Linked DNA regions of Homo sapiens: region 2 is linked to region 1. A link is a loop called in an ENCODE intact Hi-C map of the cell type or tissue named here. Cell type or tissue: chondrocyte. All regions are shown on one strand. Links, peaks and the distances in the headings refer to the core of each region. The heading gives the core; the rest is flanking DNA.

Evidence for each region. A loop is a pair of places that touch in the nucleus more often than their neighbours do. Peaks named below come from ENCODE experiments on the same cell type or tissue, not always from the same donor. Only the 100,000 strongest peaks of a DNase experiment are listed, where the experiment ranks them.
Region 2: a loop joins it to region 1, with 1.8 times the contacts of the local background. A loop is called at or near these places in 2 of 110 quality-filtered maps.

Annotation. Positions count from the first base shown.
Region 1 is chr7:71,305,430-71,311,507 of GRCh38, forward strand. The region is part of intron 1 of GALNT17 (polypeptide N-acetylgalactosaminyltransferase 17); the gene reads left to right. MIR3914-1 (microRNA 3914-1) reads right to left here and starts at 2,341; the gene lies at 2,243-2,341. It overlaps MIR3914-2 (microRNA 3914-2), which reads left to right and starts at 2,245; the gene lies at 2,245-2,339. In chondrocyte, for the core only: no CTCF peak of the experiment used is centred there; a DNase peak (open chromatin) is centred at 2,863.
Region 2 is chr7:71,630,201-71,636,278 of GRCh38, forward strand. The region is part of intron 6 of GALNT17 (polypeptide N-acetylgalactosaminyltransferase 17); the gene reads left to right. Among named protein-coding and RNA genes, the nearest start is that of MIR3914-1, 330 kb to the left of the region's middle. In chondrocyte, for the core only: a CTCF peak has its summit at 3,436; no DNase peak of the experiment used is centred there.

The DNA of each region.
Region 1 (6,078 bases), core at 783-5,782:
AAGGATAAATTTTTCTACCCCCTGGGATGGCAGATTCAGTCCCGGAAATTCAGAGTAGTGAAATTGTTAGCAGTTGTTCTTAAAATCTGGGCTCTCATTTCATGGCGATGTCTTTGGTCTTTGTGTTGAAAGCAGGACCTCTGTAAGCCCCTTCTCCTCCCCAGACTGTGAGTTTGGTGGGTGTTATGACAACGGTGAGGGGACGGGGGAGGGCCCCTCCAGGAAGTTGTCATCTCAGTCCAGTGCGGGGTCAGCAGTAAAGGACTTACTAGGTTGGCGACCTGATGTCACCCAGAGCCAGAGAAGTTTCCATATCTCAATGAACCTTTTGGATTCGAAGAGAGATAATTACTAACTCCACGGACTGGCCTTAGAAGACTCTTCCTCTGACATCATCCAATTCATTCTGCCACTTAAAAAAAGAAAAAAAATCCAGGTACCGTGGAAAGCCACTGGAAGCTTTAAGCAAGAGAGTGTCCTGATTTACAATTAAAAAATTTCTAATTAGGCCGGGCATGGTGGCCCACGCCTGTAATCCCAGCACTTTGGGAGGCTGAGGCAGGCGGATCACTTGAGGTCAGGGGCTCGAGACCAGCCTGGCCAACATGGCTAAACTCCATCTTTACTTAAAAATACTAAAATTAGGCGGGTGTGGTGGTGCGTGGCTGTAATCCCAGCTACTTGGGAGGCTGAGGCAGGAGAATCACTTGAACCTAGGCGGCAGAAATAGCAGTGAGCCAAGATCGCATCATTGCACTCCAGCATGGGTGACAGAGTGAGATTTGTCTCAAAATAAAATAAAATAAATTCTAATTTTGGTAAAACATACATAACATGAAATTTACCATCTTAACAATTTATATGTGCATATATCAGTAGCGTTAAGTATATACACATTTTTGGGCAACAGAACTGTTTTCATCATGCAGATCTGAAGCTCTGTACCCATTAAACAATAACTCCCCCTACCTGCTGTCAACGCCCCCCACTATTCTTCTTTCTCTGTCTCTAGAATTTGACTACTCTACATACCTCATTTAAGTGAAATCATACAGTAATTGTCCTTTTGTGACTGGTTTATTTCACTTAGAATATCGTCCTCAAAGTTCATTCAAGTTGTAGCATGTGTTAGGATTTCCTTCCTTTTGAAGGCTGAATAATAATCCATTGTATGTTTACATCTTAGGCTGGTGCAAAAATAATTGCTGTTTTTGCCATTGAAAGTAATGGCAAAAAACAGAAATTACTTTTGCACCAACTTAATGTATCCTCTTTTGTTTATTCATCTGTTGATGGGTACTTGGGTTGCTTCTACCTACTGACTATTGCAAATAGTGCTACTATGAGCATGAGTGTGCAAATATCTGTTCAAGTCCCTGTTTTCATTTCTGTTTTGTTTTGTTTTGTTTTTTGAGACAGAGTCTCGCTCTGTTGCCCAGGCTGGAGTGCAGTGGCACAGTCTCAGCTCACTGCAGCCTCTGCCTCCTGGGTTCATGCCATTCTCCTGCCTCAGCCTCCCGAGTACCTGGGATTACAGGTGCCCACCACCACACCTGGCTAATTTTTGTATTTTTAGTGGAGATGGGGTTTCACTATGTTGGGCAGGCTGGTCTTGAACTCCTGACCTCAAGTGATCTGCCCACCTTGGCCTCCCAAAGTGCTGGGATGACAAGCGTGAGCCACCACCCCTGGTCCCTGCTTTCATTTCTTTGGGGTTTATGCCCAGAAGTAAAATTCCTGGATCCTGTGGTAATTCTATGTTTAACTTTTTGCAGAACCGCCATACTGTTTTCCATAGGGGTTGCAGCATTTTGCATTCCCATCAGCCGTGCACAAGGTACCACTTTCTCCACATCCTCGCCAACACTTGTTATTTTGTTTTCTTGACAGTAGCCATTTTAATGGGTGTGAGGTGGTATCTCATTGTGGTTTATGTCACATTTTTGAGTATACGTTTTACCCTGCTGGGTATATGTTATTACACTAGGTGCTGGCTTACAGAGGCAATAAGACCCACTTTCTGCCATGAGAGAGGAAACTCACAATCTGTTGGAGGAGACGGGCATCTAAACGGAAAATTATAATACAGCTTATCAAGTGCTATGATAGAGACAGGTCTTAAGAGAGCAGAGAGTGGATGCAATCGAGGAAGACTTCCTGGTCTTCATAGCCCCACCTCTAGGAAGTCTTCCTTGGTTGCACCCACTCTGTGCTCCGTTAAGACCTGTCTCTGGAGTAGCAGTAGAGTTCCTACTCAACTTCTCATTTTCTGGTTCCTTCTACCAAGTTAAGCATACTCATTAGAAGGAACCAGAAAATGAGAAGTTAAATCTGAAGTCCAAGTGGTTGGTGAGTATTGGTTAGAGCACTATTTTTAGAATAGAACAATGCTTATGAGTGAAGCATTTTTTTTTTCTTTTCATTTGTGCATTTCTCTGGCTCTGGGAGATTGTAAAGGTTACTTCATTGGGATGCTTAGATCACAGTTTCTGGTTATTAGAAAGAGGCCACACTGAGACCTTTGGGAGAAAAGGGGCACAGCAGGTGGGTAGGTGGGACGTGCCTCATTGAGCCTGATTCAGGGGTCTTGTGTGTTTTCCATTTCATCCAATTCTGGGAAGTCTGAAGGCTCCGGGTCAGAGGGGAGTTTGTTGCATGGGGGCAGTTGTCTGGAAAGCTTAGTGACAAAGTAGCAAATAGGAGCAAGGAAACAAAGTATATAAAGACCTGCTATTTAGGAATGGCACTATTCTTGTCGTGGTGACTCACATTTGTCAAGCCTTGAAGGATATTTGCAGAGGAAGAAAGAAGCATTGGATTGCAGCTCGGTGGGAGCAGATCCTGGCTGCCAGTGCCGGGACCAAGGCAGGGTGTGATCTCACCCGTGTTGCCAAGGGTCATCCCACACCCAGACTGTTCGGTTTCCATTCTCATTCCTTGGCATTGCCTTTTATAGAACTGCTTTCAAAAGAGGCATTGGGGCTGATGTCACAGGATCACTATGTGTTTCTCAGGAGTAGGGAGGGAATGAATAGGATTTTTCGAACATTCTATACCAAATTCACTGCCCTCCCTCCATTTGATTTAGGACTTACATCTTCAGCATCCTCTCTTTGTTAGGCTCCTCTGGAATTGTCTGTCCCCCTGGCTAGATCAAGAGCCCCTCTGTATCCCCAGAACCTTGCAGCTTCAGGCACTTTGCACGAGATAAATAAACATGGATGCAATGAGAAAAGGGATGTGACAGGTATTGGGGAAGACAAGCCAGCAACTGCTCTGGGCTCTGCTTTGGAAGTGCCTTTCATTTCTCTTTAGTTTTTTTTTTTTTTTTTGAAACAGAGTCAAGCTCTGTTGCCCAGGCTGGAGTGCAGTGGCACGATCTCAGCTCACTGCAACCTCTGCCTTTTGGGTTCAACGGATTTCTTATGGCTCAGCCTCCCAAGTAGCTGCATTACAGGCAAGCACCATTACGCCTGGGTAATTTTTGTATGTTTAGTAGAGACGGGGTTTCACCATGTTGGCCATACTGGTCTCGAACTCCTGACCTCAGGTGATCTGCCCACCTCGGCCTCCCAAAGTGTTGGGATTACAGATGTGAGCCACTGCGCCCAGCTCATTTCTTTTTACTCTCTATCCACCACTTGTCCTAGCTCAAATCCTTTTGAGTCTGACTTGGACAGCTGATGTCACCCTCTACCTAGTCTTTTTTCCCTTCAGTGCCATTTTTCCAACTCTTGTCAGTCATTTTTATGCTGTCATTGCATCCAGACCTGATCATTTCTTTTCTCTTTCCTACTCAAAACCTTTCTTGGTTCACTGTGACTCAGTGAATAAATCCATGACCCTTGGCAGTCTAATTCCTGTTTGTCTTTCCAGCCTTGCCATCCTGCCCAGCTACCTGCCTCCCATCTCATTCCCTGCTAAATTTGCTTCTTCCTTATGTGAGTTGAGGCACACGCTTTCCCTTCTGCTGGGAAGGAGTTTCCACCCCTCTGAGACCACATCCAAATGTTATCTCCTTGAGGAAGCCATGCATGCTCCCTGCCGAGACCAAGGAGAGAAAACCATGCCTTCGTCTGGGTTCGCATAACTTTTGTCTACACTTTTGTCGTGTCATTTACTGCAAAAGTTGTCCCCCAAGCTATCCTTTTATTTACATTTGCTTATTAATTTCAAGAATTATTTGAGATAGTATTCAAGTTACATACTAGAGGAATATTCCTATGAATATAGGATATTATAATGATAATAAGAGTTATGTTAAGGAATTCCCATAATAAAGGGTGGAGGGAGAGTGGGGATGAATTTGGGGTCATGTAAATACAAACTGCATATGCTGTGATGTTTAGCGCATTTGCCAGAAATGTTTAGAATACTTATTTCTAAACTTGGACCTCTACTTTCTACCAGCCAACACTAAGAGAGAAATATATTGATATGATTTGGCTATGTCCCCACCCAGATCTCATCTTGAATTCCCACGTGTTGTGGGAGGGACTTGGTGGGAGGTAATTGAATCATGGGGGCAGGCCTTTCCCATGCTGTTCTCGTGATAGCGAATAAGTCTCACAAGATCTGATGGTTTTATAAGGGGGAGTTTCCCTGCACAAGCTCTCTCTTTGCCTGCCGCCATCTGTGTAAGACGTGACTTGCTCCTCCTTGCCTTCTGTCATGATTGTGAGGCCTCCCTAGCCATGTGGAACTGTAAGTCCATCAAACCTCTTGCTTTTGTAAATTGCCCAGTCTCAGATATGTCTTTATCAGCAGCATGAAAACAGAAGAATACATATATCATCCATATGGTTCACGATGTCTCCAGGATGAAATGAATCAGAAGCAGAATGACTCTGCCAGGGGCTGAGACGCTAAAGAAATTTCCCTTACTTTGTCACAAAGGATTCCCTAAATCATATCACTATGTGTTCAATGGCATCGTCTTTGTAAATGTAACTTCACATTCCGTGTGCCTATTTGCATCTGTTTGCAAATAGAAGAACACGTAGCACTGTCTGAGATCATGAGGACATTTAGTATTAGGTTTGTGCAAAAGTAATTGTTTTTTGCATTTAAAGTAATGGCAAAAACTGCAGTTACTTTTGCACCAACCTAATATTTACCTAAGGATTCTAGTGGCCTGGGGTCCCAGATGCCTTCAAGCAGTTCAGCAGTGCAACATATATGTTTCCCTTTCCTTCATGGCTAATCCAAACATTGTATCCTAACCCCAGCATCTCAAGCAGGGTGGATAGAAAAGGGCAGTCCTTTTTATTAGCAAAGATGAATCCTTCCAGAATCTTTTCAGAAGACTTTCCTTTCTATTGGCCCTACCAGAGTCACCCAGGTACACCTAGTAACAAAAGGGCTAGAGAAGTGGCTCTGTCCTTCATTCTGGGCTGGATGGAATGCCACGCGATGTTCTGCTGGTGTAGAAGAGAATGGGAGAAGTGGAGGAAGGGATCTCAGGAAGACAGCTGGGAGTGACTACCACGGTAGTTCTCTATCACGACACTAGTCCAGTAAATCCTGCTTTGCAGGAGGTAACACCAGTGAGCAGCTCGCCGCTGATGAGATTTATTCCCAAAATAACTTTCAAATCTGAAGAGGAATGGCTGCTCTGTATTTCATTTCAGCAAGTCTCCATGGATATTATTTTTCTTTCCACTGACTTTATTTATAACCTGAGCTGCAGGAAGCTGGAAGGAGAAGCTCCTTGACAATATCTGGAGCCTGGGCTTGCTATTTGACCAGTTAACCCTACGTTTTCTCCCTTGGCGAGGTTGGGGATGAGGAAACACCTTCTCTCCTAAAGATGGGCCTGATGAGGATGCATGGTTCCCAAGGTGTGTGGTGTTGGTCAGGGAGGAATAGCATGCTCTAGGTTTGGCAGGCCGACTCATTTGGCTTAGGCCCTCTGGCTAAGCCATACCGGAATGGGGCTCAGTGGTGAGTCAATCAATTGGGGAAGCATCTTATGTTTGGAGATAGCTTAACAGTAAGAAGTGAGCTAAGGGTGCTGTTATTGCAAGACCCCCATCTCTACAAAAAATAAAAAATAAATTAATGGGGCATTGTGGTGCC
Region 2 (6,078 bases), core at 516-5,515, 320 kb after region 1:
CCAGGCCAAAGTCACCAGGTTCACAATACCACCTAAACAGCCCTTTCTTCAGGTAACTGAAAAGATGCTCTTACAAGGACCATTAAGGCTCAAGATAAGGAACAGCCTTCGCTTGGCAAACTCCCGTGCCAAAAAAGCCAAGGATAAACTCAGAACATCCAGTCTGGATGAAGGTCTCAGCATTGCCCTAACACACCCATAAGGCCCCCAGTGCACTGATCCCCTCCTCCTTTCCTTGACCTCTTTTTGTCTGGCTGACTCTGCATTTCTATCTCTTTTCATGGACCCTAATGAGTTTCACCGGGTAGCTATGGTGGCCAAGGACACTCAGAACCGGAATTTCATTGATGCTTGTTAGGATTGATACCCATTTAGTGGACAATCTCATCAATGTTTGCATGGAATGTAAAAATCAGCCAGCAAATGGAAACATACCCAGAGAGGCAGCTGGTGTAATTGGCCCTCACAAACACATGAGAAGTGCTCTTCTAAAAATACCAGGGCACCTCATACTGAAAGGCAGGCCAGAGACTGAATTCAGCAAGAGCTGAAAACAGCCAGGACAAAGTGTTTGGATCTTCCAGTGCAATCCGGAAATCATGGAGCTTGATATTGAGGACCCAAGGGAGAAGTGCCATTTCAGATTTAAAGAAAATAAGCAAATTTGAGATAGGCCACGTCGTTAGAATACTACCCAAGAATAGTATGTGTTGATGCTGATAAATTAGGGTACAGGTACTTCAATTCGTTTATTCATTCAGTTGTTCAATGAGCACTTACTGGGTACCAGGCCCTATTCTGGCCCTGGGAATGCAGGAAGGAACAGAACAGATACAATTCCTGCCTGTTGCAGTGGACAATGAGCAAATAAATACATAATTTGGAGAAAGGAGAGAGAGATTGGAAGGGAGAGGGGAGATTGTTTTGCATTCTGTAGCCAGGGAACATTGTGGTGTAAGGAAGTGTTTAAGTAGTAAATCTTTTATTTTTATTTTTACTTTTTTTTTTTTTCTTGAGACAATTGCCCTGTTGCCCAGGCTGGAGTGCAGTGGTATGATCATAGCTCACTGTAGCCTCAACCTCCTGGGCTCAAGCGATCCTCCCATTTCTACCTCCTGAGTAGCTGGTACTGATGGACATGCATGACCACACCCAGCTAATTTTTAATATTTTGTAGAGAGGTCTCACTATGTTGCCCAGGCTGGTCTGGAATTCCTGGGCTTCAGCTATCATCCCTTATTGGCCTCCCAAAGCACTGGGATTAGGTGTGAGCCACCATGCCCAGACTCAGTAGTAAATCTGAATGAAGTAAGGGAACAAGTCTTGTGGGCTTCTGGAGGAAGAATATTCCATGTGGGAAGGATGGGAAATTCAACAGCCCTTCAACAAGAACAAGCTTGGTCCAGTTGAGGAAGAGCAAGGAGGCCACTGTGGCCGGAGTGGCATCAGCAAAGGTGAGAGTGAGAGGAGATAAGGGAAGGAAGGAGGAGGATGAACCATTTGCCGTCATGTAGATCTTGGTGTGTACTCTGAGTAGAATGGGAGCCATGGGAGGGTTTTGAGCTGAGGTGCAATATTGGGATGGTTAATTTCATAGGTAAATTTCACTGGTCGCAGGGTGCCCGGATTAAATATTAATTCTGCACGTGTCTGTGCTGGTGTTTTCAGAAGAGATTAGCATTTGAATGGGTTAACTCGCCCAGCTGAGTTATTCTTTTTTTGTGTGTGTAGAGACAGGGGTCTTGCTCTGTTGCCCAGGCTGGTCTCAAACTCCTGGCCTCAAGCAATTCTCTGGCCTTGTTCACCCAAAATGCTGGGATGACAGGTGTGAGCCACTGCATCCAGCCCTTTAAAGAAGGCTTTAAAGGACCTGAAGATGTTTAGTCTAAAAAAAAAAAGAAAAAGAAAAAAGACTGGGGCTGAGAGAGCCCTTTCTTCAGATACCTGAAAAGATGCTCTTACAAGGACCATTAAGGCTCAAGATAAGGAACAGCCTTGTGTCCGGCCAAGCTTTTCCACTGTGGAGCAGGCTGCTTTTCCACTGTGAGCTTTTGTCCCTGGAAGCAAGGCCCTGGGGGACCACCTGCCGGGTGCCGGGAGCACTGGGATCTGCCTGCCCTATTTCAGGTTGTCCATGCATGCATTCATTCCTGTGATATGGATGGGATTCCCATTGCCCGGTGTTGGGGTTCGAATATTACACAAGATCCAGCCCTAGCCCTCAAAGAAAGGAGAAGGCAGTAGGTGCTCTGATGGGGTGAGAGTGTCCATGAGGGGCCCTGTTCTGACTTGGGTGAGTAGAGTGATATCTACGACCAAGCTCAAAAGCACAAGCACTTTCAGCCGAGCTGAATACATCTAATGCATCTGTGGGTCTGTGTGTGTTGGGGACAAGGATGAGGAGAGAATCTGGGACCACGCTAGACATGGATGGAAAATACAACCAGAATGTAGCAAGTGAGAAGGGCTGGTGGAAACTCCTTCTCTCAGGGCCCAGACCAGGGGGAGGATTGTGAGCCCGGGGAACCTGTCTTTATTTCAACTTCTGACATTTTGCTCACCGTGGATTTTCTGCATGATTTTTGATTTATTAAACATTGCATCAAAATACTATTTATCTTGGCCAGGCATGGTGGTTCATGCCTGTAATCCCAGCAATTTGGGAGGCTGAGGTGGGTGAATCACTTGAGGCCAGGAGGTCGAGATCAGCATGGCCAACATAGCAAAACCCTGTCTCTACTAAAAATACAAAAACTAGCTGGGCATGGTGGCACACGCCTGTAATCCCAGCTACTTGGGAAGCTGAGGCATGAGAATCGCTTGAACCCGGGAGTGGGAGGTTGCAGTGAGCCGACATCGCACCACTGCACTCCAGCCTGGGCGACAGAGTGAGACTCTGTCTCAAAAAAAAAAAAAAAAAAAAAAGAAGGTTGATTATTGATTATTTAGTTCTAGGGGGTGCTTAAATGTGGTTCACAGAGAATGGCACTGGGAAGGTGTCAGTGAAGAAAACATAGTCCCTGCCATTCTCACTCGCCATGTCCCAGGCACAGCCCGGCTGTGGGTTGGGAAGGTTTCCCAATATGGAACACTCTAGTGCAATGTGGGGAGTTTGCATCATAAAATCATAGGATGGGGCTTCAAATCATGGCCTGCCTAACCTGACCCCCTGCAAAGGGGCAGACTGAGGCTACGCAGTTTGTCCTGGGGGCCGGGATAGCTCTCCTGTCGGCTGATGGCTTGGGGAGGATTCTCCCGAAGTCCTTATTCAGAAGCAAACTTCTTTTACCAGGCAGGGAGTGTTAAAGGGAAATGTGGCCGAGGAAATGAATGCGGCTGTCAGTATTTACCGGCTCATTATTTATTTATTTATGTAGGGGATTTCTGTTCTCTCTGCTAATCTTCATATAACATGCCTCATTGCCCTCTGAGGGCCCCGAGAGGATCCTCGCAGCATTTGTAGGGTGGAATTTGTTCTTGAAGCTCTGTTTCTGGTTGCTCATTCCTTGCTTCCTTGCAAATACCAGAGAGGAAATGAGTCATCTCAGAGACAAGCCTCTCACTCATTCCTACCAGCTGCTGGCAAATCCAAGGCGTAATTGGCATTTGCAGGTAGGGTCCAAAGGAAAAAGCACATTTTTTTGCTTTCAGTTTGAAGTCATGTGCTCAGCGACATCAAGCATTGAGAAGGGAGCCAGCCCCGGGCAAGGCAGAGACAAAGGGGGTTGGGGAGCTTGGGTGGAGGGCCCAAGGGCCCAGCCCATGCCCACACACATGGTGTGACTGGCCTCCTGTCTATTAAACTCTCTCTACTACAATACTGTGGTCTTTCTTTATGCAGTGGGCAGGAAGAACCCCTCGGGCAGTGACATCTCTCAAATATTGTACATTGTATTCGACAGGTAATCTTGCAACCCTCAGCCCCCTCCTTCCCTCCCCCTTTTTGGAGTCTCCAGTGTCTATTACTTCCATCTTTCTGTCCATGTGCAATTGGTAGAATTTAGACCTCCTAAGGGCCGTGTGGAGCCACTGAAGATGGGGAGTGCCATGGTCAGATTTGCACTTTTGGGGGGTCCGTTTGTTGACAAAAAGAGTCAAACTCTGTAAAATATTTGAAGAGATTTATTCTGAGCCGAATGTGAGTGACCATCGCCTGGGACACAGCCCTCAGGAAGTCCTGGGAACTTGTGCCCAAGGTGGTTGGGGCGCAGCTTGGTTTTATGCATTTTAGGGAGACATGAGACATCAATCAAATACATTTAAGAAATATAAGCCAGGCACGGTGGCTCACGCCTGTAATCCCAGAACTTCGGGAGGCTGAGGCGGGCAGATCACCTGAGGTCAGGACCTCGAGACCAGCCTGACCAACATGGTAAAACTCCGTCTCTATTAAAAATACAGAAATTAGCCATGTGTGGTGGCCAGTACCTGTAGTCCCAGCTGCACAGGAGGCTGAGCCAGGAGAATTGCTTGAACCTGGGAGGCGGAGGTTGCAGTGAGCCGAGATGGTACTACTGCACTCCAGCCTGGGCGACGGAGCGAGACTCCATCTCAAAAAAAAAAAAAAAGAAAAAAGAAAAAGAAAAAAAGAAATACATTGGTTTGGTCCAGAAAGGCTGGACAACTCGAAGCAGGGGGTTTCCAGCTTATAGGTCGATTAAAAATTTTGCTGATTGACAATTGGCTGAGTTTATCTGAAGACCTGGGATCCATAAAAAGGAATGCCAGCCGGGCATGGTGACTCACGCTTGTAATCCCAGCACTTTGGGAGGCTGAGGCGGGTGGATCATGAGGTCAGGAGTTCAAGACCAGCCTGGCCAACACAGTGAAACCCCGTCTCTACTAAAAGTACATAAATTAGCTGGGCATGGTGGCAGGCGCCTGTAATCCCAGCTACTCAGGAGGCTGAGGCAGGAGAATTGCTTGAACCCGGGAGGCAGAGGTTGCAGTGAGCCGAGATCTCGCTACTGCACTCCAGCCTGGGTGACAGAGTGAGACTCCGTCTCAAAAAAAAAAAAAAAAAGAGGAATGCCCAGGTTCAGATAAACGATTATGGAGACCGAAGTTCTTATTTGCAGAGGAAGCTTTTAGGTACTAGGCTTTAGAGAAAAGAGGTTGTAAAATGTTTCTTACTAGACTTAAAGTCTGTATTGATGTTAATGCTGGAGAGATATCATGAGGCCTGTCTGACCCCCACTTCCCATCATGGCCTGAAACAGTCTCTCGGGTTAAATTTTAAAATAGCCGTGGCTAAGGAGGAAGTACATTCGGATGGTTGAGGGGCCTTAGAATTTCATTTTTGTTTACACATTATATTTGTATGTATTTATGGGGTACATGGGAAATTTTGTTACCTGCATAGAATGTGTAATTGTTACCAGAAAGGGGTCCTGATCCAGACCCCAAGAGAAGGTTCTTGGATCTCATGAAAGAAAGAATTCAGGGCGAGTCCATAGAGTAAAGTGAAAGCAAGTTTATTAAAGGAATAAAGAATGGTTACTCCATAGGCAGGGCTGCTGGTTGCCCATTTTTATGGTTATTTCTTGATGATATGCTAAACAAGAGGTGGATTATTCATGCCTCCCCTTTTTAGACCATATAGGGTAACTTCCTGACGTTGCCATGGCATTTGTAAACTGTCATGGCGCTGGTGGGAGTGTAGCAGTGAGGACGACCAGAGGTCACTCTCGTCACCATCTTGGTTTTGGTGTGTTTTGGCCAGCTTCTTTACTGCAGCCTGTTTTATCAGCAAGGTCTTCATGACCTGTATCTTGTGCCAACCTCCTGTCTCATCCTGTGACTAAGAATGCCTCAACCTCCTGGGAAGGCAGCCCAGTGGGTCTCAGCCTTATTTTACCCAGCCCCTATTCAAGATGGAGTCACTCTGGTTCAAACGCCTCTGACATAATGATCAAGTCAGGCCATTTGGGGTATATCCATCATCTGAGTATTTATCTTTTCTATGTATTGGGTACATTTCAAGTTCTTTCTTCTAGCTATTTTGAAATGTGCAATACATTGTTGTTCACTATACTCTGTGCTTTAAAATCTTGCTGCAGAAGAGATGTGGCTCATAGC